Regions from separate parts of the Homo sapiens genome. Here region 2 is linked to region 1. The links are chromatin loops, found by intact Hi-C in ENCODE. Cell type or tissue: ascending aorta. All regions are shown on one strand. Links, peaks and the distances in the headings refer to the core of each region. The heading gives the core; the rest is flanking DNA. Region 1 holds the start of LIPC-AS1 (LIPC antisense RNA 1). Region 2 overlaps LIPC (lipase C, hepatic type).

What was found. Peaks named below come from ENCODE experiments on the same cell type or tissue, not always from the same donor. Only the 100,000 strongest peaks of a DNase experiment are listed, where the experiment ranks them.
Region 2: a loop joins it to region 1, with 3 times the contacts of the local background. A loop is called at or near these places in 9 of 110 quality-filtered maps.

The regions. Positions count from the first base shown.
Region 1 is chr15:58,483,851-58,499,600 of GRCh38, reverse strand. The region is part of intron 1 of LIPC (lipase C, hepatic type); the gene reads right to left. It overlaps LIPC-AS1 (LIPC antisense RNA 1), which reads left to right and starts at 866. Exons shown (of 3, transcript NR_120338.1): 1 at 866-962; 2 at 4,718-4,828. In ascending aorta, for the core only: no CTCF peak of the experiment used is centred there; DNase peaks (open chromatin) are centred at 7,942, 8,360, 8,860 and 9,030; H3K4me3 peaks cover 721 bases; H3K27ac peaks cover 2,613 bases.
Region 2 is chr15:58,432,248-58,448,069 of GRCh38, reverse strand. All of the region lies in intron 1 of LIPC (lipase C, hepatic type), which reads right to left. LIPC-AS1 (LIPC antisense RNA 1) reads left to right here. Exons shown (of 3, transcript NR_120338.1): 3 at 11,158-13,169. Among named protein-coding and RNA genes, the nearest start is that of LIPC, 8.2 kb to the right of the region's middle. RefSeq lists a silencer at 8,815-9,055. In ascending aorta, for the core only: no CTCF peak of the experiment used is centred there; a DNase peak (open chromatin) is centred at 7,699; H3K27ac peaks cover 1,536 bases.

The DNA of each region.
Region 1 (15,750 bases), core at 5,004-13,003:
ATCAACTTATAGGGTTCGGTGGCTGACTGGACATAGTTTCTAAGGAAGAAATGGGAATCTGGTTTAGAGATAGAGGAGACTATTGGTTCTTTTCAGGTTGATGGTAGAAGAATTATGAAAGCTGCTTCAGGGAAACACAGATCTTCCCTTTCCTGTTACATACTCATTCCTAAAGAATCCTAGTTTAGGGCCTGGGAGATTGGACACATAGTTAACAGAGACACAAGACTTGTAACCCAGGAGTCTGGTGGTTCCCACTATGTGTGAGTCTGTTTTTGAGCCAGCATAACATTAAAGTAGACTCAGCCTCTTTTGGCTCTACCCCCAAAGAATCTGCTGTCCCCAAAGGCATTGTTTAGAGGCAGGCGACAAAGTACAAAATTCTTAGGGGTGGTGAAGGAATTTATAGAGCTGCCTCTGAGAACACTTGCTCAAATCAGGATCGATGTGCATGTTCCCTGGTGTTCTCGCCCTGCCCCAGCCTGTCACTGGCAGGCACTGTCTCTCCATTCTTCCCACCCCAGCCTGGCCTCTCTTGTGCCGAGTAATCCTGCTCTGCCTGACACGTGCTTTTCCATGCTCAGCGAAGCAAGGCCGTTGACAGGCCCAGCCTCCTTGGGAGATGGTTTAATGTGTTGCTTTTGCTACTCAACAATGCCCTGTGGAGTATTGCTCACTCCTATTTGTATAAACAACCCCCTCATGTATCTCTTCCAAGCACGCACAGCATTCTTTCCCTGGCAGTTTTGGTTGTAACTTTGTCTCTTTCAGTACAGAAGCTGAAGTGGGTGTGGCTGGGAAGGCCTGAAGTTACTGCAGAGCTAGGATTTGAACCTGGGTTTTGTGACTCCCAGTCTAATGCTTCTTCCACAGTATCAGATGGTGTGGGCTGCAGGTCTCTGCAGGTGAGGGCTTCTGGCTCAGCTGCTGGGGAGTAAGCACCAAGTAGGCACTTGGGCCAGGTCAGTGTTTCTCAATGTTTTATCATGATTGCCCCCCTAAAGAGTCTTTCTAGACATTTTTACCCCCTAATTGTCTACCCGTGAAGTTTTAGCACCAGGGATATACTGCACCCTGTTTGTGTACTGTATATATATGTGTGTGTGTATATATATATATCTGCTTTATAATAAAAACTTTTTTCATCACCCACCTCAAGATACAATTTCACCCTCTTGGGGGCAATATGGCCCCTATTGATAACGCAGGGGCTCAAAGTGATTCTCAGAGTGAGGGCCTCGGACCAGCAGCGGCAACATCACCAGGAATTTGTTAGAAATGCAGATTGTAAGTCCCGCTCTAGACCTATTGAACCACATCCTTGCGAGGTGGGGTCCAGCTGGCTGTGACTTAACAAACCCTTCCGAGGATCCTGGATTTGAGATAGGGGAGACTATTGGCTTTTTTCAGTTTGATGGTAGAGGAAGAATTAGGAAAGCTCGCCTGAGAGAAACACCAATCTTCCCTTTCCTGTTAATCACTTTCTTAATTAATTGTAATCATGGTCAGGATCCATTCTCTTTGATCCTTCAGCTCTTATTAAACACCTAGTGTGTGCAAGGCATGTTGAGCTCTGTAAAGATCATATTTTGGCCGGAAAGAGCCAGGTTCTACAGAGCCTGAATCTTAGATATAATTTGGAGGTCCTCTTTAAGAAAAAAAATACATCATGAATACATAATTGTGTGTTGGGGGAGAGGAGGTTGAAAGGGGCTTGTGCAAGTGAAGGATCTTGACACCTAAGCTCCATTGGCTCCATGGCAAGTCAGCTCACTGCTGAGCCCAAGGGAGGACCCTGAAGGTGGTCGCACAACAAAGACAGGCAGATGGGCAGGGCTGAGCTCCTGCCAGCCAGGCATGTGAAGGTGTCTGCGATGGAGACAGGTATGCATTTGGGGAATAGAGTGGGGAGAGCATTGTGCTGACCTGGAGCCTGGGAAAGGCATATCATGGGAGGTATCCAGAGGGCTTTGGAGAGGTGTACCAGTAGAGACAGGAAGGGTTTGGAAGAGCGGCGGAGCACATTGCTTCCAGGAGGGAGGAAGATGAGAGGATGTTTCCATCTGACGGTTTCAAGGCATTTTCTAGATGCTCCCCATAGCTTGAAGAGAGCCCAGACAAGCTCTCCCTGACTGGTCATTGAGCATTATTTGCTGTGGAGGGCAGGAGCTGCATTTCCCAAGAAGGTCTTTGGGCTCAGAGACCCCTTCTCCTTGCCCAATAAACACAGCCTGACTTCCCCCACTTCCCCATCCATTCCTGAGAATTAGTGGCTGCTGACAGATTGTCCCACCACGGGTGGCAGGGGAGGGGAGGAGTGGTGCATCACCTGCCAGCTTGCTCTGACGGGGGAGCCATTTGTCATTCGGTCGGGGGTGAAGCATGAACTGCATTTAAAGATTTGGATTTACTGCACACTGACCACTCAGGCCAGCCTTCTTCGTGGCTCAGCTGCCTTGGAATGAGAGCTGCCTATTATGTCTTCCTCAGTGGCAGCTCTAACTACTGCCATCTTCCCAATGGACACCTCCAAGGAACCAGTTACTTTTGTAAAAGGCAGTGCATTTGTACCTCACGGACTTCATCATGTCCATCAATCAAGATTTACTTTAAAAGGGCCGGGCGCGGTGGCTTATGCCTGTAATCCCAGCACTTTGGGAGGCTGAGGCGGGTGGATAACCTGAGGTCAGGGGTTGGAGACCAGCCTGGCCAACATAGTGAAACCCTATCTCTACTAAAAATACAAAAATGAGCCGGGTGCAGTGGCGCAGACCTGTAATCCCTGGAGAGATTGAACCACTGCACTCCAGCCTGGGTGACAGAGGGAGACTCCATCTTAATTTTTTTTTTTTTTTTTGAGGGGGAAGACTTCTGTAGCAGGGCTTGGGTTCTCTGCTTAATTTTGTGAGTATTCGTCTAAATTGTGCTAACGCATAATTAAGGTATTCGGAGTTAGTCTTCTCTCTGGAATGATATACAAGAATTGATTTCAAACAGTCAGACATCTTCTGTTTTATGAACAGAGGTCTTGATTTATAGTGTTGGACTTTCTTTGCCTGCCAGGAAAGCCTGATATCTTTTTCTGTCATTCTTTCCCTTCCTTTTCTCCCTCTCTCCTTCCCTCCCTTGTTCAATGAGCTTTTATTACGTGCCAGGCACTTCTCTGAGCACTGGAGCCAAGGATGAATAAGACAAGGTGTCCAACTGTAGATGACTGCTTGTAAAGATACAGAAACAAAGAGCCTTAGAGGAAGTGGTAAATCCCACAGAATGGATCTCTCAACTTCAGAACTATTGACATTTTGGGCCACATGATTCTACTGTGAAGGCTGTCTGGTGCATTGTAGGATGTTTAACAGCACCCCTGGCTTCTCACTAGATACCAGTAACATCCTCTTCTCCAGCTGTGCCAAGCAAAGATGCCCCCAGATATTGCCAAATGTCCCATGGGGTGAGGGAGCGAAACCATCCCAGTTGAGAACCACTGAGAACCACTGCCCTAGATCCAACTCGTGATAGGGATGAGAAGGCTTGGGTTTCTGTCCTGGTTCTGCAGCAGGGAGCTATGTGGTCAGAAGTAACTTAATCTCCTCAAGCTTCCCTTTTCTTATCTGGAAAAGAAGAGTTGAGAAAAATCCCTTCTAAATCCCACGAGTCTTGGAAATTTTGCATTTGTCTGCTATAATATATCAGAGCATATGTTCTGGAAAGGTAGGGACAGAGTTTATGCTTGACCCTACGCTTAACATGCCTAGAATTACAGAAACCTGTAATCAGTTAACAAAGACTTGTAGATGCTGACTGTGTGTAAAATAAACAGGGCCTGTGATTAAGAAATTTACATTCTTCATGGGGAAAGAAAATCCAGTCCCAAGACAGCGTGCTTGGGTTCTGGACTGCTTGGGCATGAATCCTGGCTCTGCCTCATGTGGGCTGGGTGACTTTGAATAAGTTACTTACTCTCTCTGAGCCTCAATTTCCTCATCTATAAAATGAAGATGATAATAGCCACTTCAGCGTTGCTGTGAAGTTTTAATGAGGTAGAACAGTGCCTGGCACACAGAGCAAGTACTTGACAAGAGTTAGCTATGGTGGTTGGGAAGATGAGGCTAAATTTCCAGCACCAAGCCTTGCTGGTTTCACACCCAATGCCTAGAGCATATGGTTAAGTCCTGCCAGTGCTCAGAAGGAAAGAGCCCACAGGGAGAGAAACAGATTCTATGAAGAGTATCTACGAAGGTTGCATAGGCTTTGTTTTTGGCAGGGAGCTGCAGGGCAGGAAAGGGAGGAGGCCATAATAGAAGGCCCAGAGGTGCTCAGTGAATAATGGGTAGAATCACCCAGTCTTTCAAAACCAGAACTAAATCGCTCAGAGCAGTGAAGTGACCTGCCCAGCCCACACTGCAGTCAAGGATGAGAGTCGGGATCAGCACCCCAGGTCTTGATGCGTAGTCCAGTGCTCTTCTTGCTTGACCAGCTCTGTGGGGATTTTAGAAAGAGAGATTCCCTGGTGAGAAAGTCTTCTGTGTTCTAAATGCCCAGAGTTAAACAGGTCTGTCTTGAGAGCCCTTAGGGCAGGGTAAGGGGGCAGGGGAGGGAAGGACCGGTGGAACGGTTGATGTTGGATCAATGACATGAGGGCTGGGTGTTTTGGAACCTGTGATAGCCCAGTGAGGGACTGGACTAATATTTAATTTTGTATTGTCAATCAAAACAGAAAAACCAGGGTTGCTAAGGAAATCAGATGAAGGGAGGACATTCAGATGAAGAAACAGATCATTTCCAAGCAAGAACTAGCAAGAACTCCAGATTCCTTATGTGCATTCAGGTAAAAAGCTAACTATAAATCAGTTTTAACAGGTCATTAAAGAGATCCCACCCAAGCTGTATTTTGCAAAACTTCATTATCTGACGCTGGGTATTGGCAATGTGAAATATACATTGGCACTGATTGATACAGGTGGGTCAGGGCTGTTAGCTCAACAGAATAGGAGTCCTCACAACTATGTGCTACTGGTACTAGTAATTACAATCAAAACCATGTTGTCTTATATCTGCAGCATACTTCCCTTTGTTCAATGCACTTTCATAGGCATTGCCAAGCCCTGACGAGTCTATTATTCTCATTTTCTGTAAGTGCAAACAGCGTAAATGAGGTTGGATGACCTGCCCAAGGATCTATGGCTGCAATCTGGGCACCTCCTCATGTGGGCTCACCATACTCTGTACCTGCTGGAGTAACCACCCTTCAAATGGCCCAAGGGCCCCTGCCTCCCAGGATTTGTACCCTGTGTGGTCCTCTCCCACATTGCACCAGGGTTGGTCTGACCAATAACAGAGCAGAAGTGATGGGTATGTCACTGCTGGGATTAGATTGTGAAAGACTAGGCCTTCCATTGTGGAGCCTCTTGCTCTCTCTGGGGATTCTCTCTCTTGCTGTGGGAGAAGCCAACTGCCATGTTGTGAGCAGCTTTAGGGAGAGGCCCCCATGGCAAGGAACTGAAGCCTCTGTCCCAGTAGCTGCAGGGATCTGGGGCCTGCCAATCTCCTCATGAGCATTATTCTCCAGCCTCAGTGGAGTCTTACCTCTGTACTAGGAGGCAAGGTGACCTCCTCCAGAACCCCTACTCTCATTTCTTAAAACCTCTCCTCCTACCTGGGGTTGTTCTAGTAAATAAAGTTCCCCCACAAGCAATTCATTCCTTTCAGTACCCATTGCCATCTTCCTGTGCGTCTCATGAAGAAAACACCCGTGGGAGTTGTTCATGCTTAAGGAGGTTTCAATTTCTTTTATAGTGAGCCATATAAATATATATAAACTTATATATTCAAATATATAAATATTATAGATATATTAACATTTAAAAAATATTTCACATATACAAATATATACAAAATTTTGTATAAATTTTATTTATACGTAATAAATTTTGTATAAATTTTATTTATACGTAATAAATTTTGTATAAATTTTATTTATACGTAATAAATTTTGTATAAATTTTATTTATACGTAATAAATTTTGTATAAATTTTATTTATATGTAATAAATTTTGTATATATACAAAATACATACTTTTTTTCTAGGTGTGTATATATGTATATATACACAAAAAAATATATATATATTTTAAATTGTGAATGGCAGGATCTAATGTGTGCATAGTGAGCCAAACTCGGGTGTGGGCCAGGCACATATGGAGTCTTTATTTCTTGTCTGTTTTCCTAGGTTCCCTACGATGCCCCAGTTTTGTGACATAATTTCAGTGGAGTTAAAGATCCCACAGCACCAGCTGCTAGTCCAAACGGGCAGACAGTAGGCAGGCTGTGGTGGAGTGCTGGCGGGAGGAGGTGGCCGGCAGAGAGAACCTCCTCGCCTTGCTAGTTATGTGAGCTTCCTAATCATGTGAAGTTGATTTTGCTGAGTCATCACTGATGAGGGTATGGGTTCTTTTGGTCTGATGATGATGTGAGATACCATGGGGGGCCAGGGTGGATGGGAAGCTTCCTAAGTATGAGTTTACTTATTAAATCAGTTTTCTTCATGACAGCAAGAAAGTTCTGGATCACTGGGAGAATGGAAGAGCACCTGGCGCCAGGATTTAGCAGAGATATCATTTAGGAATCCATCAGGAATGGAAGAGCATGTAGAAAATTAGGGGCATACGGGGGAAAATAAGCTCTGATGTAATCCTGCAGATTTGCCCAGGGCCCCCTCTCCTGTTCTTGGCCAGCTGTCAGGAGGAAAAGGCTCTGTGAATGATGTCTTACTCAGGCACCTGTTTATGGATTTCCATCCTGTCCCAGGGATATTTGGGTTTAAGGAGGGGGGTGAGTGAAACTTTAAAACAAAACAGAACAAAAAACAAAAATAGAGGAATTCCAGGCACCAGGTGGAGATTGGTGGGACAGAGCCCTAGATTTGGTTTTAGAACTCTACCACTGGCTTGATTGGCTTTGGGTGGCTACATTTGCAGAGCTGGGTGGCACAGAGCTAAAAGAATGGGCCTGAGTGGGAACTTGGGCTCTTGTGGACTGTGTGGCCTTGGGCAGGTAACTTGGCCTCTTTGGATTGTCCTTGTTTGTAAAACGAAATTCAATGATAGTTCATAGCTAATACTTTTGTGGGGGTTTAGAGTAGGAGAATGCTTAGTACAGACTTGCCACATAGTAGAATAAAGATAAGCTATTACAGCTTTATAATGTGTTTATATTATGGCTATGTATATTATAGTAACATTACAATAATATCAATTAATGACAGTAATATTAATATACTACAGCTATGTAATAATACCTAGGAAGCTTCCATGGCCATAGAGAGCATGGTTTTAGGTTTCTTCCACTTGCCTGACCTTTCCTACCTGCCATTCACAAACATCAAAGCAGGCCAAGTTGAGGATCTGCTAGGAACTGAGGGCAGGGTGGGCCACAGGCCATCTGGGGAGGGTGCTTGTTCTTCTGGGTAGAATGCTTGGGGAGCCTCCCCTGCTGTCAGATTCTGGGTGGCACCTCTGTTCTTGGCAGGGACAGTCCCTCTCTGGGGCTGGGGAAGGCTGTACAATGGGTGCTCTGTTGCTTGCTGGGACCATGTCAAGGTATCCAACTGGGTCAGAAATGCAGCTACAGAGCTGGGACCCCCTGCTCCAGGTCATGTGTGAAAGTGTGGGCAGAGAGACCTCCAGCCTCCAGGCCTGTTAGCATCTCTGGAAGGACCAATAGGAATCACGTGGCAGGCAGTGTTTCTGGCACCCTGAGCTCTCAGTGGGGTCAACAGTCCTGTGGTACCCCAGCCCTCTTAGGTCAGGCCAGGGATGAGGGAAGGGCCAGTGCTTTGTACCTCTGGTCAGGCAATGGCAGTTTCCCACTAAAGCCCTACGACTTTGACTCTTGTCCCAGAAGTTTTACCACACACTGAATAAAAGTACGACTGTGAAGTTGTTGCTGCCTGACAGCTGGTTGCAAAACTGTGCCTTGCCCAGCACCTGGCACCAGTATTTGGCAGAGATATCATTTAGGAATCCATCAGGAATTTGGTCTCTGGGGTATGAAACTGAGGTGGGGAAGGAGAGGGTGGAGAGGGTTGGTTTAAAGTAACTTTAGCACCTCTTATTGTTTTAAGTAGTCTGCCAGGCAGTGACATTCATTTGGTCTTTTAAACCTGACAACCAAGATAGTATTATAATTATTCCCACTCTACAGGCCAGGAAACTGAGCCTCAGAGAAGCTGAGTGACTTGCCTTGGTGACACATCTGGGGAGAGTAGAGTGAGGATTAAAGCCTGCTGCTGTCTGCTTGAAATTCCCATGCTCTGACCACTCTATGGCACTGCCTGGCTGGACTAACTATTTCCCTATTGTGTTTGGCAGGTGCTGTCATTTCATGAAAGGCCAGTCTAAGTGTCTAGCTCTAGAGCTTTCTTTGGCGATGGGGCGGGCGTGTGTGCACGGGATGTCTGTCCTCTTGCGGCCTGGCTGTCAGGAGCTAAGAATTCAGACCAGGCTCCCTTTACCTGTTCTTCAAGGGTGCTTTTGTTCCTTGACCTCCAGATTTTAGGAGATAAATTTGAGAATGACTCTGAGGCTATAATCTAGAAATCTAATCCCCTGTGAACTCCATTCCTTCCTGGCTATTTAATGGGCTCGCTCTTTCCTTAGGAGGTGAGCTGTGGCCAGGCTTCCACCTGGGTGTAATTAGTATCCTCCACACTTCTCAGGCTCTGGGCTCTCAGAGACCTGAAATTTTTGCAAGTGCTGCCCTCCTCCCTAATAACTGGCTGGCAGTGGTTCATCAGAGCCGGAAGCGACCAGGTAGCACGTCTCACTGCCTCCCTTTCCGTGTCGCCTGGGAGACAAATCAGGCGCTCCACCCACTCCCAGCCCCGGGTTCAGAGAGCTGGAGATGACGGGAGAAAACATTTCTCCATATTTCATTGTTGTGTTTTAATTTATATTCACTGGAGAGTGGCAGATTAGAGGTTGTGAAACTATGAGGGGAAAACAGCTTCTAAAAATAAGTGGTGCTGGCGTGACGGGCCAGATTTGGAAGGAGGGCGCCTTGCATTCTCTCCGGAGGTGAGAAGACTACAGGATAATTATCCCGCGAACGGCGCCGGCTCTCAGTGGAGCAGCAGGGCCAAATGTTGGTGATGCCGTTTCACCCACTCAGCTACAAAGGGGCATTCAAGAGCCCTGTAAGAAATATGTTCAGATTAGCCGGAGGAGATACGCTCTTTTGGAAAACGAATAGCATCAACGTTCTTTCTTTCCTGGCAGAAGCTCTGGCTGTCCTTATGGAGGTGACCGGCTCTTAGAAGAAGTTAAGTAGGCTGAGTGTCGCTGGCTCTAGGGCATCTCCCCTGGCCTGATACCCTGTGCCTGCCATCTTCCCGACCCCACGCATGTTTAAGTCCTAACCCTGTCACTCATGTGACCTTTTAGCAAGTTTCCTAAACATCTCGAGACTCATTTTCCCAGTTTCAAAAATGTGCTGAATAGTAAATCCTGTCTCAGACTGGTTTGAGATTAAAAACAAAATTAAGTATTGCAAAGAACCTAGAATATGCCTAAGGCCCAATGAGTACTGTTTTTTTCTTTTCCCCACAGTATTAGCAGGTCACAGTGAAACTGCCTTTGTGAAATGATGACAGAGAAATCTGACATAGTTGACTCCATCTTGCTTTTAACCTCCAAGCTGTCCTTGGTCATTCCTAGGTGTAGGCCAAGCTAACTTTGGGAGGAATTTAGTTTATAGTTGAACCTTACAGCAAGGATAATAGCCACTCCCCAAACTCAACCACTTTTGCAAAACCAGTGAAAGGCCAGAAGGTCAGGATTATGAAAGGGGCCTGAATTCTGCTAAGATATAGGCAAATTTTCTATCATCCCTTACTGCTCAGGGGTCATGTGGCCAGAGGTCACAAGATTTGTGACTTGCCTAATTGCTTCTGTAGATAACATCACTATTGTAGAGCCTAAGATGGATCTTTTGAGTTGTTTTTTAGACTGACTACATCCGGACTTGAGGCTCATGACTCAGCCAGTCTTGGGGCCCCCACCCAGAGGCCAACTGAGTGCACAAGGACCGTTTTCCATAACCCTATGATTTCATCCCCAACCAATCTGCAGCACCCATTCCCTAATCCCCTGTACATCAAACTATCCTTGAAAAACCCTAACCGCTGAGCATTCAGGGAGACTGATTGGAGTAATAACTGTCTTCTGCGTAGCTGGCTTTGTGTTAAACTCTACTACAATAGCGTGGTCTTGGTGAACTGGTTTTGTCTATGCAGCGAATAGGAAGAACCTGCTGGGTGATTACAACAGCTATTTAATAGAGTGCTCCTGAACCCTGGGAAGCTTGTAAGCCGCCCCCCCGCCCCCGCAACAAAATGAATCCCTAATGGTTGAATTTCAGGCCAGCAGAAAGATGCTTTGGAGAGGTGAAACTTTCTGGTGCTATTCAAATACTACCATGGAGGCAACCATCTGTTCAGCTTATCTGTAAGGTCAGCTCAGTATTGTTGTGAAGTAGAAGGCGGCCCAGAGAGAACCACAATTATTTTTGCAGTTTACAATGCACTTGCAGATGCACACTCTCATTTGGCTCACAGACAGCTTTATTAAGTAGCCATCAGGACCACTTGCCTTTTGCAGATGACAAAACCAGAAGTCAAGATTAAGTTCATTTAGTGATTAAACCAGAACTCCCAAATCCTGTTTTTCTCCCATCCTGAGATGTAATAGGGAATTCATCCCTAGATTGTCAGAAAACACTAGGGTATGGCCCTTTATGGGAGTGGTCTTTGGGTCATGCCAAAGGGAAATACCAAGGGGAAGAAAGGTGCTCATCTGTACAATTCTTTTTACCTTAAGACTGGATAGTGGGAGGCTGGGATTTCTTCACTCCTAAACTACTCCCTCTCAAGACTTGGGCCCTTTGTGCTGAATGCCCCATGCCTGGGCTGTACTTCGGACACTTTTCAGAAAATGGGGCAGTTCAGAGAGGCTGCCCCCAGTGATTCCAGGTTCATATAGGAAAGAAATGAATGTGGGACTAAATATTTTCCTTCCAAGGGGGCTAACTCTGGAGGTGAGGACATTCCTACAGGTTGCTGAGATAGGATAGGCCTGAGAATGACTCTTCCAAACACCTAGCACAGTGCCTAGTGCCTAACAGGGATTGATACATAGCTGTTAGATGAATGGCGTAGATAAGGAAACTGAGGCATGTGCCTCCATGTAGTTCAGTGGTCAGCCCCAGTGTGGACGTCAGATTGCTGGGTTGGAAGGAGTCTCAGGAATTGAGCAGTCTAACTTCTTAACTTTATTTATTGAGATGGAGTCTCCATTGCCCAGGCTTGGGAGTAGTGGCATGATCTTGGCTCATGCCACCTCCGCCTCTTGGATTCAAGCCATCCTCCTGCCTCAGCCTCCTGAGTAGCTGGGATTACAGGTGTTTGCTACCATGCCCGGCTAATTTTTGTAGTTTTAGTAGAAATGGGGGTTTTCCATGTTGGCCAGACTGGCCTTGACCTCCTGACCTCGAGGGATCCACTGGCCTTGGCCTCCCCAAGTTCTGGATTACAGGTGTGAGCTACCGTGCCTGGCCACTTCCTTACTGATGAAGAAACTGAAGCTCAGAGTTGAGTAGTGGCTTGCCCCAGGCCATATGGCTACTTAGTGGCTGAGGTGGCTTTCCTGACTTTAGCCTTCCTGCCACATTCCCACCATGCTCCTTGGCAACAGGATTTCATGATCTATCCAGGGCCAACACAAGATGACCTCGGGCCCTGCAAGTACCTCTGCTGAATTTCCTTAAAATAACTGCTGTGATGAGCTTTAATGTGTTAGAGGTGCCAGGGGTGGGGATGGGGAAAGGAAATCCTTTTAAACTTGCTAATTGCCTGTTAATTTCAGTCCCCACTCTACAGAAAGCTATTTCTGGATGATGGCATGTACTCTGGAATTGCAATAATTAGCTTGTTTGGGCCAGAGCAAGACCATCAGGTAGTAAATAATATGTCCAACAACTGAGAAGCAAAAATGCATTCAGTTTTAAATGACATGCTGTCTGGAAGCTATTTATTAAGGGGCCGTCTATTGCTTCAGCAACCTGGTGGAATGCCCAGATTAGCTACACAGCTTTAAATGCCAAAGAAAAGCAGTGCTATTACCACCACTAAAAATAATAGCTTTGGTTTATTGAGCGCTTACTTTGTACCAAGCAGTCTGCTAACTGTTGTGCATACCTTCCCTTCGTTTAATCCTCACTGTGAGCCCATGAGGGAGAGATGTTATCCTTCATTTGCCCATGAGAATGGAAGCTCTACAAGGTTAAGTCATTAGCTACTTAAGATCATTTAGTTATGAAGTGGCGCAGCTGGGACTCACCATCTGGGGACTCTTAAGTTAGTGTGTAAGAACCACCTTTGAAAATCTCATAAGTACTTGAAAGTATGGGGTTCAGCCAATGTTTTTCCCAGTTGATTACCAGATAAAGGCATTTTCTTAAGTTTAGGGACCAGGTTGCATGAAAAATAAGTGACTTTGTATGCCAGAACCATAATCATCCTAGCACAGTGTGAGGTACACACGCAGGAGGGAAGTGTGCCCCCGTTGTCCCGCCTCACACCCACTGTGGGCCCGTGCTCACCAGGTGGCACTTCTAGTGGAGCCAACTGCCATCTGCCATCTAAATTATTTCCTTCTCTCTTGGGCCTGTTCACTATTTGATTGTTTGCCAAGCACCTATAGTTGAATTATTTCAAGTTAAAACCTATCTGTGAAGGGATTCCACTAAATTATCCCCCACGCTTCTGACTGGCAAATGAAACAAACAAGCAAAACCAGTTCTTTGGCATCTGTGGGCCAGGGTTCAGTTATTCTCAGGCCCTGTGTCTTGCTCATGTGCTGCATTGGTAGATGTCCTCCGCCTGCGTTGCCTCCCCTCTCTAATTGCTGGGTGGTAGGAGCCATCTCCTAAATATGCTGAGTCTGGGCTCGTACGTTCATTGCACAAACATTGACCACACAACCTGGTCTGTACCAGGCCTAGATGTTGAGAATACAGTGATGAACAAGGCACAGGGCTTCATCTCAGAGGGTCATAACTACTTTTGGGGAAAGAGCAGAGGAGAGAACCAATGAGTGCAAGACAGCTTGGATACTTGCTGGGCTTGCCATAAGCAGGGGCAATCCACATGCCTAACTAGGGTGACCAACCATCCTGGTTTGCATGGGATTGAGCTGATATACTACCCAAAGTCCCACAAACCAGAACATCCGTTAGGCCCAGTCATACTAGGACAGCTGGTCACCCTACACCCAGCCTGAGGAGATGGGGGAGGGATGCTCTGGGTGAGACTCATCCAAGGAGTGGGACTCTCCAGGCAGATAAGAGAGGAGGAGGAACCAGGCAGAGGGACAGTGACATGAGAGAGTGGCACTGTTAGAATAGAGCCGTCCATGTCAAGGAGTGGCAGGTCAAGGAGCAGCATGGATTCACCAGCATGGTAGAGACACACAGCTTTTTCTTAGTTATGCTGTGGGCTTTCTGTTCACTGGAACCTACTTCTAGGAAGAACAGGGAGACCCTGGATACCTGAGGCTTGGGAAGTGCTTCACTAGATGAATTCTAGAGATGAAAGAGGGGCATTTTCTAGCCATCTTAGTCTGTTCCCTTGCCGACGTCCTCACACAGCCCACAGAATGTGCTCCAGAAGTTCTCATTGTTCTCAACCGTAATCTACATGGAAAGTAACCTCAATGCCTTTGAGAAGAAGGGGCCTCAAGGGCCAAGCCCACCTCTCCCTCAGTGTGGCTGGGAAGGCAGCGCTGGGATGTCAGTGGGCTCTCTCGCTTATGCCACAAATGACAGGGCAGCTTTGGAACTTCTCTGATTCTCAGTAGTCTGTAAAACAGGCATAGCAATATCTTCTTTGCAGAGATGTTGTGAGATCCAAATAAGTGCCTGGTCCAGTGTCAGCGTGTGATGTGTATGGAGGGAGAGACTTTCAAGCTGAATCTTACAGTATGAAAGGTCTTCAGTCGAAGGAAGGAAACAGCCCTTAGCCCGAGATCAGCACGTGCGAGGGTCTGGAGCCCTGAAGCAGCCTGAGAGCCAGGGGAGTGATGAACATTGCATGTGGCTGTTGCACGGGACTTTCTTCCCCTCCGGCACCCAACAAACCTGTGACAAACAAGTGCTTCCCGACCCTGTGAATACCTAGAATCTTCAGAGCCACCATTGACTCCTCCCTCTCCTCACCCATCATAAGCAAACATGCAGCATAACATGTTGATACTGTCTCCTAAAACTCACTTGAATCCATTTTTATCCACCTCCAGCCCATCCAAGGGAGTATCAACTCTCTCCTTGCTGCTGCCTCCCCCGGGGTCTCCCTGCTTAACCCCGCCGTCCTCTTCCAATGCATTCTACATGTCAGCCCAAGTGATCAGTGGATGATGCATAACTGATGCTATTACCCCTGCCAAAGCTGTTAGGTTCCTATCATTCTTGCGGAACCCAACTACGGAATGACCCTTGGCCTGTAGTGAGGGTGCTGAATGCTATGGTTGCTGCTCATGTTTTAGCCTCTTCTTGAGCTGTTTTCTTCCTTCTTTTCCACCCTCCTTTTCTGGTGGCCTTGGTGAGTTCCTGGAACACATTGCACTCCTTCCCCACCCAGAACCACGGCTTGCAACCCACTTCCTCCCCTGTTAGTCTAGTTAACTCCTGTTCATCATTCAGATTTTAGTGTAAATGTCACTTCCTCAATGTGTTCTGTAGCATTCTCAGTTGGCATACTCCATTTGTAAGTGGTTTTAGTTATGTGTCTCTGAATTTGGCGAGAAAGTGTGTTGTGAGGCAGTGTGGCCCGACGGTAGGAGTGTGGGCCCTGGAGTCAGAGTGTGTGGGCTCCAGGGCCCATGCCCCATGAGCCCCACCTGGAGCTGACTGGCTGTGTAACCTTGGGCAAGTTATTTCCCTGCTCTGTGCCTCAGTTTCCCCACAGTACCAAAGGATAAGAATAGTATTCATCTCAGTGGGTTGCTGTGAGGATTAAATGAATTAATATTGGTAAAGCCCTTATTAGCATGATGCCTGGCCCATAGTAGGTGCTGTAGAAGCATTTGTGACGTAAATAAAAAGAGTTGTCTCTGAGCATTTTGCTCATATCCTGGATACACCCTCCATGATGTTGTGTTTAGTCAGATGTGCTCGTGTCCACTTCTTCTTGATCCCAAGGCCCTTTTGAGGGCAGGGACGAATGCTAAGGCATTTTTCTATATGCTGGTGCCCAGAAGGGTGCCTAGCACACAGTGGATTATCACCAAATGGAGTAGGAATGGAATAATGAGGTGAAAATAAACAATGTATGATGCAGAAGAGGTGGAGGTGAAATGCCAAGGACAGCCTTGCTATAACCAGGTATCAGAGACAGGCCTGCATGCTTGACCCTGTCCACACCTGTGTTAGGATGTTAGGCCAAAAAGATAGAGCCAGAGGGTCAAACCTTTCAGCTTTTAATGAACTGTCTTTTTGGAAAGACTGAACACTGTTGGTAGATTCACCCCAAATTTCCATCATTTTCTGAAACAGCTCAGTCCCCAAGAAGAGAGCCCATGTTGGACATAAATTTAAAAGCAAACAATAAACCTCAAGAAGTAATTTGGAACGGCTGGGAAAGTCACTTTAAAATGCCCCCTTTAAGTATGGAGGGAATTAAGATATTTGATTAGCAGTCA
Region 2 (15,822 bases), core at 4,605-12,604, 51 kb after region 1:
ATACACATTACCAGAAACAGCCAGAAGACCCTAGGGGAGGCAGCTTGGAGTAACTTTTTAGGTCCCACTTAAGCAAAATGCTAGACGTAGTATAAAGGGATATCCAGTTGGATTTGAGTCAAAGGCCTGTGTCTTATTCTTCTTTGTATTTCTTCCCATTTCCTTGTTCCTCCAGTGCTAGAACACTGCCTTATATTTAGCTGTAGGTGCTAATTACCAGTTCACTGAAGAAATGAGAAGTTGTTTTGTGACCTTTAGAACTTCGCTTCTCAAAGTGTAGTTCAGGGACCAGTGGCACTGGCGTCACCCAGACCAACTGTTAGGAATTCAGGATCCTGGAGCCCATCCCAAATCTACTTTTAAAAAAACATTCATTGTATCAAGCTCTCCAGATGATTCAAAGGCACATTAAATTTTGAGAAGCTCTGGCCTGGAAAGCACAATTTGAAGCTGGGAGAACTTAAAACTCTCATTGAGGTCCTGAGCATTGTGGTGAAGTGACACATGCAAGAAAACAATGCAAACATGATATGCATGCGCCTCTTCTCACTCCTGCTGGTCCGGAAGTGGTTTTCTGGTTCCACAGAAACTCACAAGACTTGGAATCACTTCTGTAAGACCTATAATGGGAACACAGCCAACTTCTCATATACGTGTGTGTTTTCCAGAGAAGACTTGTGGTCTGGAGGGCAGCTCTCCCTCTCAGTCGATGGTCCTGTCACAGATGTCGAGCACAGACTAGTCGAGAGTCCAAGCGATTTCAGAGCCCCAGTGGCCACTTGTAGATGGGGAAGTAGGGCAGGGCCTGAGCTAGGTCACCTGGGTCTCTGGGATGCTTTCCATGAGCTCCGGCAGGGGTACAGAATTTGTCAGATGAAATTACTTAAAACTCATTTCCTTTTTTTTTTTTTTTTTTTTTTTTGAGATGGAGTCTAGCTCTGTTGTCCAGGCTGGGTGCAGTGGCGCAATCTCGGCTCACTGCAACCTCCACCCTCCTAGGTTTGAGTGATTCTCCTGCCTCAGCCTCCCAAGTAGCTGGGACTACAGGCACGTACCACCACACCTGGCTAACTTTTGTATCTTTAGTAGAGAAGGGGTTTCACCATATTGGCCAGGCTGGTCTCCAACTCCTAACCTCAAGTGATCTGCCTGCCTCTGGCCTCCCAAAGTGCTGTGGTTACAGGCATAAGCCACCTCGCCTGGCCAAAACTCACTCACTTTTTAAAGGTGTGTGTTGCTTAGCCCTCTGATGAAGATTCAAACATGCAACAGTCATTTGCCACGTGCCTGCTCCATGCCAGGCCTGTGTGGGTCCTGGGGAAACAACAGTAGCTAAGACTGGCCACTGCCCTTGGGGTGCTTATCCTCCAGCAGGGAGAGAGGTGTGCAAGCAGATAGCTGGGTGCAAGGAGCCAGCGCCATGGGAGAGAGGTCCGCAAGAGGCCATGGGACGGTGGGCAGCACAGATGAGTGTGAGAATTGGCAGCAAGTAACCAAGATGCTCACAACCTCAGACACTGGGGAGACATGGCAGAAGCTCAGCAAACAGGGCAACAGGAGGATCTTGAGTGGATCCCAGTCTGAAAAACGCTATCAACAACTATCTTGGGACAACTGGGAAAATTGGAGTAAGGTCTGGATATTGGATAGTATAAAATTATTTTTAATTTTCTGAGGTGTGGTGATGGTACTGGGGCTATGTAGGAGAATGTCCTTAGTAAGAGGCATTCATTCCAGCTACTCAGGAGGCTGAGGCATGAGAATCGCTTGAACCCAGGAGGTGGAGGTTTCAGTGAGCCAAGATCATACCACTGCACTCCAGCGTGGGTGACAGAGTGAGACTCTGTCTCAAAAAAAGAAAGAAATACTAGCGTATAAATATTTAGAATTGAAGTATCATGATGTCCACAACTTTCATATGGGATATGTATGTGTGTGTCTTTTTCTCTCTTCCTTTCCCCCTCTTATCTCAACTGGTTTTACAAGTCACACACATATAAATATGCACATACAGCAAATATACGAAAATGCAAACAGTTATTGAGTCTATCTGGAGGGAATATGGAAATTCATTGTATCCTTTAAACTTCTTTCTGTAGTTGAACACTTTTGTAATAAAAAGTAGAGAAAAACACTGGGAGTAGCATATGAATCGGGTGAGTATTATATGACTATTTAGTAAATAGATGCGTACACACGTTAGTTTTGTGACCAGCAATGGATAGTTTCAAAGTGCGTTCACTTACGTGGTCTCATTTCACCCTCAAAACAGCCCAGTGGGGTCTCTATAATAGTAATCTTCTCTTTACTAATGACTGACCGAGGTCTGCAGGCCTTGAGTGATTTGTTCAAGGCCACGTGCTGGGAAGTGATGGAGCTGGGACTCAGGCCCAGGTCTTTCAACTCCAAATCTGGGTCTCTTTTCTCACCCAGAGTCTCCCTCAGGGACCCATGGTTTATTTCCGCTGTGCCAGGAGCCCCTGTTTATGCCAGGATCTTGTAGCCCAGACATGAAGAGGAGCCCAGGAGTTTGTCCTCCTAGCCCCAGCTCTGTCCTCAGGCACCAGCCATCATCCCACCCTTCTAATTTGGGCTTGACCCTTCTATGTGGGAAGGGAGGCAGGCACATGATGAGAAAGTGGCAGCCGGCCTTGGCCCTTTCCCCTCGTCTGAGGCCTGGGCGAGTCTAGGCAACCCCCTGGCTGAAGCCAGCCTGTATGGGAGAAATACCTCTCAAAGCCAGAGGGAGCAGGTTTGGGGTCCACACTGAGCACACCCATGCAGAGTTGATAGTTCCATAAGGCGCCAAGCCAGAGGGTGAGTTTCATCACTCACTCACACATGAGCCAGCTAAACGGCGCCTTCTTGGTCTCCTGCCGGTTATTGCTTATGCTGCCAGAAAGTCCCAATCATTCTGTTGAAGAGGGAGGATGCCTCTCCCCAGCCCAGGCTCCCTGAGCCCCCACTCCCCATCCCACCCTGCTAGCGGCCGGCCAGCCGGCTCCTGTGTGTCTCAGCAGGGCTGCTGCTTCCTGCACCTTTCAGCACAGGCCCCCTGTCTGGGCCTGGTGTGGACTTACTACTCACTTTCAAATTTCCTGTGTATTTGTAAGCCTTTTTTCTAACGCGGAAGCCTTCCGGAGAGTTGCTGAAGCTCAAATAGAACAAAGAGAGATTTGCAGTTTCCACTGTATGCCCAGTGCCAAGCCCAGGACCCGGGTCACAGCAGGGCCTAGCAAAGTGTTTGCTGGGTGTAATGGGCTGAACTTTGTGTTCCCTCAAATTCATACATTGAAGTTCTAACCCTCAGTACCTCAGAATGTGACTGCTTTTGGAGCCAGAGTCTTTAAAGAGGTGATTTGGGTGAAATAAGGTCACTGGGGTGGGCCTTAATCCAATATGACTGGGGTCTTTATAAAAAGAGGAGATCGGACACAGAAACATAGAAGACTGTGTGCAGACAGAAGAGACGCAGCCATCAGAAGACAAGGAGAGAGGCCTCAGAAGAAACCCACCCTGCTGACCCCTTGACCTCAGACTTCTCACTTCCAGAACTGTGAGAAAATACATTTCTGTTGTTGAGGCCACCCAGTCTGTGGTCCTCTGTCCTGGCAGTCCTGGCAGACTGCTAGACTGTGTGAATATCGAGTGACCATGTTGGGGTCCTAGCACAAGGCCTGGCACAGAGCTGGTGTGTGGCGAAATCTCTGACATCCAGAAACCACCCTCTGAGTATGGAGAGCCACACTGGTCGTTTGTTTATCTTCCAGGAATGAGTGGATAGGCTCACTCACGAGTGCCTTCTTGCAGTTCTTCCTGCTTTAACACCTTCCCAATCATTAACCTCAGGAAGGGGAGTCCCTCTATGCGGCACAAAGGTGGGGGCCAGGGCATGAACAATAATACACCAAGAGTGCCCAACTGTGGAATAATTCCTAGACCTGTGTCGCAGGCAGGAAGGAGACTGTCAGGCCTCTGAGCCCAAGCTGAGCCATCGTAGCCCCTGTGACTGGCACGTATACACCCAGATGGCCTGAAGCAACTGAAGATCCACAAAAGAAGTGAAAATAGCCTTAACTGATGACACTCCACCATTGTGATTTGTTTCTGCCCCACCCTAACTGATCAATGTACTTTGTAATCTCCCCCACCCTGAAGAAGGTTCTTTGCAATTCTCTCCCCACCCTTGAGAATGTACTTTGTGAGATCCACCCCCTGCCCGCAAAACATTGCTCCAAACTCCACCGCCTATCCCAAAACCTGTAAGAACTAACGATAATCCACCACCCTTTGCTGACTCCTTTTTCAGACTCAGCCCGCCTGCACCCAGGTGAAATAAACAGCCTTGTTGCTCACACAAAGCCTGCTTGGTGGTCTCTTCACATGCGTGAGACAGAGATTTGCATGAAAGGAGCTTTCTCAGGTGTTGTCTTGATACTACTAAGTCACCGAGGAGCCGTGGAGGGTCCTCTTCAGCTCATAAAAACAACCTGGAAGATAGAGGATTCTTGGATGGAGGAAAAAGCTTCAGCTCTTTCGAAATATCCCTGGTGACCTTAAAAGTAGCCCAGAATTTTTAAGCTTGACATCACAGGGCTGTGCCTTCTATGGGCTGCCTGGGTTTGTGCTCACATCTGTGTTTCTGGGCTTGACTTTGGGTAGCCAGGGGCAGTGATGGAGGCTGAGATGTGAGGGGTCCAGGGCTTCATCCAGAGGTTTTTCCCCTTGGGCCACTGAGGCTGCTCCTGGCCATCACTCACAGTTGTGTAAGGTGAGCAGAAACTTCTGATAAGTAGTGGCCAGACCCACGGAAGTTGAGAATATGTCCCAGGCTCCCCTATCCAAAATGGGATATCTCGGCCAGGCACAGTGGTTCAGGCCTGTAATCCCAGCACTTTGGGAGGCTGAGGTGGGCAGATCACTTGAGGCAGGAGTTCAAGACCAGCCTGGCCAACATGGAGAAACCCCGACTAAACTAAAAACAGAAAAATTAGCTGGACATGGTGGTGCATGCCTGTAATCCCAGCTACTTGGGAAGCTGAGGCATGAGAATCGCTTGAACCCTGCAAGCGGGGATTGCAGTGAGCTGAGATCACGCCACTGCACTCCAGCCTGGGCAACAGAGCGAGACTCAGAAAAACCAAAAACAACCCCCCAAACCAAATGAGATATCTCTGAAGGCTCAGATACCCATGTGGGCTCTGAGAGGGACACCAGAACCACTAGAAGTAGGCATCAATGAGAATCACAGGACCTTGGGAGGTTTGGAGGCTTCTTCTGCCTCTGCCCTTCAGGCAAGCCCATGTTTCAGCTATACCAGAGAGGAAATTATTAGCTGAGTGGTCTAAGGAGAGTTTGCAACACTCTGAGCCACAATTTCCCCATCTGTGAAGTGGGGATAATACCTATCTCACAGGGTGTTTTTCTGGATTCATTGACATAAATAGGCAAAGAACTTGGCACATTTAAATATTCTTAAAAATAATGGTTTCTGTTGTTCTGTACATCTTAGTTCAATTCAAGAAATGTAAGAGTTTTCTTCCAAACAGCATCAAATACCTATTTTCATTGTCAGCACTTAATCAAACACTGCTGCATGTCAGGCCCTGAATAAAACAGTTCCGGGCAAGAAATGGCATAAGGGTCATTGACTGCGTGGGCTGTTCTTACAGAATCCCATCTTTGTCCTCCGGGTGTCTGGGAATCTTTGAATTGCTAGAGGCAAATGAGTCAATTAAGGTTCAGTTAGGGTAAAAGGTCACATGCTTAAAATGGATAGAACTTTGCTTCCACATTTCTCTTTCCTGATAATATTTAAATAGCTGATACCAGGGAAGGTCACCACTGCAGATCTCCTGGCACCACGATGACCATTCTAATCAGTCCCATTCACACCCAGAATGTCAGTGTGGAAGGGACACTATTACTCCTGAGAGATCAGAGGTAAGGAGGTAAAGGGCATCACCCAAAGCTGTGCAGCTAGGGCATAGGTATTAAGAGACCTCAAACGCATTCCCCAAGTCCCTTTGGGAGAGACTACACGAAAACACAGCACAGCAACAAAAACCAGCTCTGCCGTCAGCCAGACCATAATATTCACAAGTGAACAGAGACAATGCCCACCGAACAGAAACATGTGCAGCACAGACCCTCCACATCTGTGTTTGCATCAAGACAGGGAGGAGGCCACTCCAAAATCAAAAAACATGACTAAACATTTCCCTCTTCTGACTAACAGGAATGACTTGTGTTGCTGTATCAAAGCCAGCTCAGCCCTGTTTTCATCTTCCCATCTGCTAGATCATTTATTGATTATATTAAATAATAATTAGTGATAACTATTAAATTATTATGATGCCGAATCATTGAATTGGACTCCTTTTTGACAGAATCCAATCCAGAATTCCCCTTGCTTTCCACCCCTTCCTTAGACTCAACCAGCACAAGCCCAAGTCTGGAGTGAGCTCTCCCTTGCTGCAGTAAACCACAGAAACTGACTTGCAATTGATGTCAGCTGTGTTCCCCATGGTCCGCGGATGGTGAATGTTTACGTCTCTAAAATGGGAATAAGAATTCCTACCCAATATTCTTTACAGGGCTACTGTAAGAATCAAGTCATATAATGCAGGTGGGAATGAATTTTTAAAGTTGAAATTGCTGTTAAGTCTATAAGTGAGTATGACGTGGAATTTCCAAATGGTTCTCTTTTCAGATGTAGAATAAGATATTTTTAAGATGGAAGATTCATATTAAGCTCCTGTTATGTGCTCCTGCTTCAGTTTCATGGGTGTTAATCTTTCCCATGATTTAGTGTTAAGCATAGCAATTCATAAGAAAACTTCAAAGAGACTTGCTCCAAGCCTTGAGGCTTGTCTTGGAGGAAAAGCTGAGTGTTTGCGGGTGTAGGGCCAGGTGAGCTTGCAAAACTGGTCCCTGCTGGGCCCCACCCCTGCCCTTGCCTGCTGGGAACCTTGTTCTCTATCAGGGAGTGGCCAGGGTTTTAGCCAGGCTGAGATAAGTCTATCAATCCATCTGGGAAAGGCAGCCTTTTAAAAACAACCCCCCTCATCAGTGGTCTGCCCTGCCTCCAGGATGAGGACAAAACTTCTGAGGATGGCCCTTCCTGTCCTTCCCTCTGGCCACTTCTTTTTATGTACCCCATCCAGGGCCACCCCAAAATCTCAAGAATTCCCAACTTCACTCTCCCTTTTCCAGCCTCTGAGTCAAGCAAGGCTGGTTCATGTTTTTTTTCCCTCTGCTTACAATGTCCTTCCACTTCTTGAAGGAAACTTCAAGATTCAACTCAGATATCACCTCCTCTGTAAAGGCTTCTCAGCTAACCTGCGCTGCCTCAGGGCTCTTGTAACATTTTGCATGTAGTGTTATTTACAAACTAATTGCATTGTGTTGAAATTATGCGCCTCTCCCAATCTCCAACCTCCCTGCCCCCACACACACCCCATAAGGGGCTAGAGACCCTGGCACAGTGGGAAGTCCTTGGTGAGTGGATGTACGCTTTTTCATTTTTGTACCCTCAGGGATATACTTTCCTACTGACCATGGGGCCTGGTACACAGCGGACAGTTTAATAAATGCTGTCACAGCTGCTGTTGATCTTGTTATGTTTCAGTATAAAGCAGTTTGTTTTCTTACCACTTTAGTTTCTCTTGGGACAAGGAAGCTGGAACATTTGTCACTGGAAAGTTTTTGGCAGTCACGGAAAGGTCAGTCCTAGTCAACGGATAACCCATAGGCTCTGCCCTGCTTTGATAATGCCTCACTCATAGGAAAAGAATTTTCCTGATCATATTTTCAGGCCTGCCAAGGAGCCGCTCAGGGTGGATGGTTAATTAGCTTTTGCAATGATTATTTTTCTACCAATTACAAGTAATGCTCAGCTTGGGAATTTTTGTTCATTTCAAGGACTGCTTTCTTTTTAGCATGTAGATATTTTATTTTGGACAAATACATTTTCACAAATATCTTGGGGTTTTAAATACTTTTGGGGTTGTAGCTACTGGGGAAGAAGTCAGTATCCAGGAGCAGTGGATGTTGATTCTCACCCCTTCAACCCTAGAAAGTTAGAAGTGAAGTGAGGTTTGCCCTGTAGCCTCGTGTTGTTTCTGTAGGAAGCACCCTAGCCTGGAAGTCAGTAACCTAGTTTCAAGTCTTGGTTCTTTTGTTTTTTCTCTAGTGGTTCTCTGTGGTCCCCACACCAGCAGCATCATTTGGGAACTGCTGAGAAACGTAAATATCCAAGTCTACCCCAGGCTCACTGAATCAGCAACTCTGTAGTTAGGGCCCCAGAATCTTATTTTAATAAGCCCTGGCCGGGGGCGGTGGCTCACGCCTGTAATCCCAGCACTTTGGGAGGCTGAGGCGGGCAGATCACGAAGTCAAGAGTTCGAGACCAGCCTGGCCAACATGGTGAAACCCCATCTCTACTAAAAGTACAAAAAATAGCTGGGCGTGGTGTTGTGTGTCTGTAATCGCGGCTACTCAGGAGGCTGAGGCAGGAGAACTGCTTGAACCCGGGAGGCAGAGGTTGCTGCGAGCCAAGACTGTGCCACTGCACTCCAGCCTGGGCGACAGAGCAAGACTCCGTCTCAGGAAAAACAAACAAACAAAAAAAGCAGCCTTTTAGGTGCTTCATTACCCACTACAGTTCCAGGATCACTGATCTAGTCAAACTCCTTTATTTTATCATTTCGTAGTAAATTTATTTTCTGATTATTTAAATCATGAAAGTCAATATACCATATACATACTATAACATTACATAAAGAGGGGAAGAGACAAAAGTTCAGATACAAACTCAACGGACGTATAAACATTTTCATGCATCTTCTTCCAGCATTTTTTCTCAAACACATGTATTTTCACACAGTTGTAATCACAGGACACACACAATGAGGCCTGCTCTTCATGTTGGGACATAAACACTACTCAGCGTCGCCACCTACACATCTTCCTGAGAACTATTTTTAAGGGCCACTGCCAGTCCACTGGAGAGCCGTGCCAGAACTGACTTCACCAGGCCCTGAATATGAACCTGCACAAGTGGAGGTGAAAACGCTGTAGACAAAGAGGCCTCCGCTTGCATTCCATGCATTTCCTTCTCTTCTCTTCACTTTTTCCCCATGCCTCCCCACCCCTAGCCAAGCCCCACTGGGGAAAAAATGAAATGAGGAATGCTTCTGGAAATAGACCCCTAAGTGGGAAGGAAAGGGAAGTTAGCCAACAGCCTCATCTTCCAGTCACCCAGAAACTCCATTCTCCTGAGCCAGAAACCCTCTCCTGGAACTCCGAAGCAGCTGAGATGTCACTGCGCTACTTTGTGACCATGTTTAGGAATTGCACCTTCTGTGGGGCAGCCGGGTGGGCGCCCTGACTCCTCCAGGGCTGGAGTGACTGGATTTGGTCTTCTCGCCCCAAGTAGGTACCTGAATGTAAGACCCGACTGCCTTTCTTACCGCGGCTCCTCCACCCGCTGCTGGACAGACTAGGCTCGGCCCCCTTGTTCTAGTTATCACCTTGGGACTGAAGTCCAGCCTGCTGGGCAGGGATCTGGAGGGTCCTATTGGCCCCTAGTCAGCCCTTTTCCCTGGTGGGTTGGACCCCATTTCCCAGCTGAGAGCGCCCCACTCGAAACTGGTCACTGTCCTGGGGGCCAGCGCACAGTACCTTCCTGGCTGTGAGAATCGCTGTGACCTCTGTTCTACGTGGAGCCCGTGGCTGTCAGGGACACCCAGGCTGAGGCCTGGGTGGTTGCATTCCCCTCATGATGAAATGGGGACTGTTCTGCCCTGTCTCGGGGCCCAGCCTCTTTCTGCCTCTCTCCCTGCTGTGCCAACTGTGATGACCCAGCATGCCCGCAGCACTGTGGCAGCTGATGTGGAGAGGAGGGCAGGGAGAGGGCCATCGTGGGTAGCCAGGTACCAGATTCTCTTGGCTTTTGGCTGCGCACTCATTTGGCGATTCATGTTTTCGGGTCAGCTTACAGACCCCATGCCTTCAACCGTCAGCCCTGCAGTTTCTCTCTCCAGCTCAGAATGAAAGAATATGGGTTCCAGTCCTGGGTCTCTGTGAGAGGCAAGCAGAGTGGAGGACAGGCTGCTGTCCCCCGTCTCTCCAGGGTGGACCTTTCAGCAGGACCACAGACCTGCTCAGCTGTAGGGCTAGGAAGGATGGCCATGGATGGGAGGGTCTCTTGCATGGGAAAGATAGAATTTCCCTGGAATGCTGGGGGCTGGCCCTCTGCTGATTCCAGAATAGTACGCACTCTTGGAAGAATGAGTTTCATCTCCGGACTCTATCTCAAATATTAGTCATGGGTGACATTCCATGTAACTGTGGAGGCCTCTCAGAAATCTGACAGACCCTGCTGGGGTAGTGATTTTGAGTGTGGCTGAACCTGCAAAGTTGGGTGCTGGTGGCAGGTCGGAAGGACAGTGGAAAATCCCTTTCCCGGGGGTCGTCTTGGGATGACCAATCTAACTGTAGCTGATCAGGGCCTTTTTATTTTATTTTTCTTGTACATTTAAGTACTTAAATCCTCCAAACCTTAAAACCCTTTATATATCTTTAAATATACTTAGAATCTCTAGCAATATACAGCATGTGTCTACAGTGTTTTCATAATTATGATTCAACATGTAGATTATTTAGTCCTGTTTTTTTTTCCCTACATTATTGCATATACAATTTTCTTATACTTGTTTTACAAAGCTGCAAGACCAGTTGTTACTGAGCTTTTTCAGAGGTCACAGGTCCCTTTGATAATTTGCTGAAAGTTATGACACCTGCTCCCCACTCAAAATGCACACACACACAGCCTTGGGCACCATCTCAGGAGGCTCAACGACTCTTGGAAACCCATCCTCTGTGCTAAGATCCCTGGTGTTAAACTGTGAGTGCTTAGGGGCCAGCAATAGGCTTTTGTTTCTGAACTTCATCATTATTGCCCCCAAAAGTTTCTGTGACTTCTAGTAGTAGGTATTCAAAACCATGCCTGTTCGAAGTTGGACTTAGCAGTAGCTGGAGTCCCCAACTTCAGTGGTTTGCACTTGGGCATTCACATTGTTTCCAGTTTGTTGCAGTTTAACAAGTGTTGCTATCAACACCGTTCTATGGGATATTTTTTCTTTTTCTTCCTAGATGGTCTTTTTTGAAAGGTATTTGGGCTTGAAAAGCACATGTACTTTATCAGCTGTGTACCTCTGCTATTGTACAAGGAAAGCCTCATTCTCTTCTGTCCGGATACCATCCTTCAACACCCTACTCAAATGCCGCCTCCTCCAAGAAGCCTTCTTCCCTCCACTTGGAAGTAAAATCTGCTTCTCTACTCATTCCTCTCTCATGGTCCTCATCTCATGCCATGTTCTGTTCTAGCTGATAACATTTACATATGTGACTCAGTGGTATACCTCATGTATTTGACACACAGAACGGATCATTTTAATGACCCTCTGCTCTATAAGACAAAAGTATTTTCAGTCATATTTATGTAAAAATCAGCAATCATCACTACTTTCTCGATTTCTTCTTTAGTTATAAAGCAGTGAACAATTTTTAAAAAGACAAATACATTTTAACTTTAAGATATTCAAATGCAGTAAAAATATTTTTCGTATGAGTCCAAATTTTTACCTATCAAACAAGATGTTACAACTCATTGTTCACAATCTGTTTTGTTGCTTTAAATTTTAAACACATATGAGAAGCTTACAGGGGTCACCTAGGATGAGAGAATTGAAATAATTCAAGTTCTGGTTTTTTGTTTGTACAACCACTACGCTATCATTTTTTGTTTCAAATCTACTGTTTACATGCAGAAGCAGGTAATAAGTGCCACTGAGGTTGGAGACATAAGGACGTCAAAGGATCTGAACCATCGCACACTTACTCTTGCAACAAGAACACGCCCCTGAGTCTGTGCATGTTGGGGCCAAGTGCATAACCGGGAGTTCTCCAGATTAATGTCAATGTAGAACACAATATTTATGAAAGGATAAATAATAAAGATGTGATGAATTTGAAGCTTACATATACTTACTACATAAAATCCAACAGTAACCACGGAGATTGTTTAGAACTTAGGCCATAAAACCATTTTTTTCTGGAAAGAGCTTTGCCTTTATCGCTGATACTCTTTCTTTTGGGATGGAGTTTCACTTTGTTGCCCAGGATGGAGTGCGACGGCGCCATCTCGGCTCATTGCAACCTCTGCCTCCCGGGTTCAAGCAATTCTCCTGCCTCAGCGTACCAAGTAGCTGGGATTACAGGTGCCCATGACCAAGCCTGGCTAATGTTTTGTATTTTTAGTAGAGATGGCATTTTACCATGTTGGCCAGGCTGGTTTTGAACTCCTAACCTCAGGTGATCCACCCACCTCGGCCTCCCAAAGTGCTGGGATTACAGGCGTGAGCCACGGCGCCCGGCTGACATTCTTTATAATTGTGATAATGACAGGCAGATCAGCTTTTGGTTATATTTGTATTTAAATTCTCCACAGACGGTTGCTCTTTTATTGATGGCACATCCCCCCTCCACCCAGTCCCATGGCCCCCTATTCCCTCCCCACCCCACTCCCACCCCATTTGACTGTAAATTCCTGCAAGGTGGGGACGGCTGTGCAGCCCCCTGTTGTACAGTGCCCACTGCACAAGCGCAGTGGTTTGCAGGCCAAGGCCCCAGGGAGATCGCCTTAGGATGTCCTCCCTTTTCCTCTATGGGAGGCCAGATTTTCTTCCTACATTTCAAACAAAGCAATACATCACAACAGACTGAGTACAGAAACAGGTAAGATAATCCAGCTGTCTTGGGAAGCCAGATATTAGAGAGATTTGCAACATTTCTTTGTAAAACAATGTCACTCTTCTCCATTTAAAACTTATTTGGAAAATACAAGTTATTTTTCATAAAATTACATTATATGTGTTAATATGCAAGGGTTTATTATCATTTTAAAAAGTGTTAGCAGATTTTAAAGATTTCTCAGTTTTAATTTCTAATGAAGGAAATATTGATATCTCACATAATAAACACTGTTTGGGGTCCTCAGTGATTTTTAAGAGAGGAAACGTGTGAACAGAGTGTGTGAGTTGTACTCAGGCACTGCGTTACGTATGGCAGGTGCTCATGTATGCTTGTGACACTCATGAGGGACTGACTGAATAGGTAGCTTTCAGCTGCTCCTAGGATTTGCAAGCTGAGGCTGGGGTGGAGGGGAGGGAGAAGGTGCCTGTTGATAGTGGGCCCAGTACCGGGAAGGTGGGACTTGCCAGGGTCTAGGAGCAGCGTTGGCTCTCATGGCAACACCGACTGGGGAACCTGGGTCTCAGGCATTGGGGCTGGGCATAAGTGTGATGTGCCATGTGGGCTTCAAGCAGCTCACGCTATCCAGTCCCCCTTAGTGCTGAAGGGCAGGAACAACTGTCTAAATCTCCCTCTCTGTGAGAGGAACTGAGCAGAATGTTTTTCTAGAAACCTCTGGCTGTCAAATCACTGGGTGTGGGCTCGACACAGAGCACTGCGGCCTCAGTAGACAGATTGAGGCTGCAGGTACCTCTCCCTGCTCTGCCCTGACCAGCTATGCGACCGCCGGCAAGGCACTTAACTGCCAGCTTACTCAACCATATGGTGAGGATGAGATAAAATGTCCGTGGAGTGCCTGGCACATGCTGGGTGTGCAGCACATTAGTGACTCCATTAGTAAGATGTCATTAATAATAAATACTCAAAAGAAGTAGGCTGGGAGGAGGGGCTAAAGAGGAAGGGTCCTTGAGGGAGTACTTCCTGGTGCTCGATGAGTGACAGTTGAAGCTTGGCATAGATCATGGTTTCTCAGCCTCTGCACTAATAATGTTTTGGGCCAGACAATTCATTGTTGTGAGGGCTGTCCTGTGCATTGTAGGATGTGAAGCAGCTTCCCTGGCCTCTACCCACTAGATGCTGGAAGGGAAGCACTCTCTCCCTGGTCTTAACAACCAAAAACCAAAAATGTCTCCAGACATTGCCAAGTGTCCCCTGGAGGGCAAAATTGCCCCTGTTGAGAACCATTGGTGTAGAAACTTTCCTGACAAGGGCTCCACCACAGGACACCGGCTTCCCTGCGGTTTCCCCAGAAAGACATCATACCAGCCACATGCACACAGATTGGGCTCACTCATTGCAGAAAGAATTCTGCCAAGAGATTCTGCTTCCAAGAGAACAAGAGGCCTCCTGACTTGGATCCTCTTTTCTGAGGAACCCTCTTGCTAATAGTGGCCACTTCTCTCAGCATTTGCACAAACTAGGCCCCGGGGAAAGAAGCAGGCTGATCAGGACAATGAGATTGCTCAAGGAAAATCTGGACAATACCCAGAAGCCTGGGGGAGGCCATCCCTCCCTTCAACCTCTATCTCAGCACTGACAGCTTCCAATTCCCATGGCTCCATTGCAAAAACAGTCCTGGCCAATCCACAGTAGAATGGATAAAGGAAGTGTGGCATGGTCCCGCAGTGGAATGCTACAGCAGTGAGAATGAATGAGCCTCAACTCCACGAAACTGCATGGTTGACTTTCACAAACATAATGTCGAACGAAAGAAGCCAGACGCAAAAGAGCAACTGATGTGTTTCTATTAATGAAAAATCTCCCCAAAGGAAAAAATCATATATGTTAAGGCTCAAGGGGCACACAAGGAAGGCTTTGGGGTACTGGTTCAGTTTGTGAGAACTCATTGAGGATTTATGATAGAGGCCCTTTTCTAGAAGTGTGTTATAAACTTCATTAAAAAGTAAACAAACAAATACAACATTCCGGGGCAAAGGGCAGGAAAGGCCCTTTAGCAAAATCACTATGAACCAAGGGAATAAAGATTACCAGCAATTTTACCTGTATGGCTCTAAATTATTATGTAAGGGTCATTTTTGGATGTGGCTTTATAAATGAGATGATGTGTCAAAAATAATTAGTATAGTGCTTGGCACAGAAAATACTTAGTGAATGGCAATAATTAATACTGCTACTCAGTTATTAACTGGCCTATGAAGTAAAATAGTCAAATACAAAGGAACAGCCTTTTTCTTAAAGGGGAAAAAAGCTTCTGAAATTTTTAGGTACATCCCGTTAGGGAATTTCTAATTCTCAAAGTTGTCGGAGCTCTCTCCAAGGCTAGTCTTAGAGAAAAGAAAAATCTCAGACTCTACCTTAGCGTTACTAGCTCCTGACCAGTAACCAGTACCAAAACAAATTCCCAAACACCTGTCTAGTCTGGCCAAATTGTTCAATTAACTGATCCGTCATTTATTGGTCCACTGCTTAGCCTGGAAGCTGGGCTCCACTCTACTACCTTCCTGATAAGGCATTTGATCTGTCTTTCGCCATCAATCTAGTTTGTGAATTTACAAACAAAACAGGCAGGACGGCTGTTGGATTCTTCAGCCTCAGACTAAAATTTTGGCAGCAAAACAAAGTCTAGAAATTGTGCAATGATATCTCTACTTTAGACCTGACTGGAAATAGAACTCTCATAAATTCCCCTCTCTTCTGAGAGAGGCAGGCAATTAGACAACCCCAACCCGACAGAGCATTTCATTGCAAGCCTGGCTCCCCGGTTGCAAATTAGATGCCACATTAACTCTCAGGAAGATCTGAATCGCTTTCATATCATTTGCCGCTGAATAACTTTTAGCATGACTGTTTCCATATCAGATACGCAAGAGACTTCACTGCTAGCTGCAGGCACTCTTAGAAGACTTTTAATCCGAGGATGATTTTCTAAAATTTCATTTCTGTTTACAAACGGCTACGTGTCCCTGTGAACCTGTGAGGTCGTGT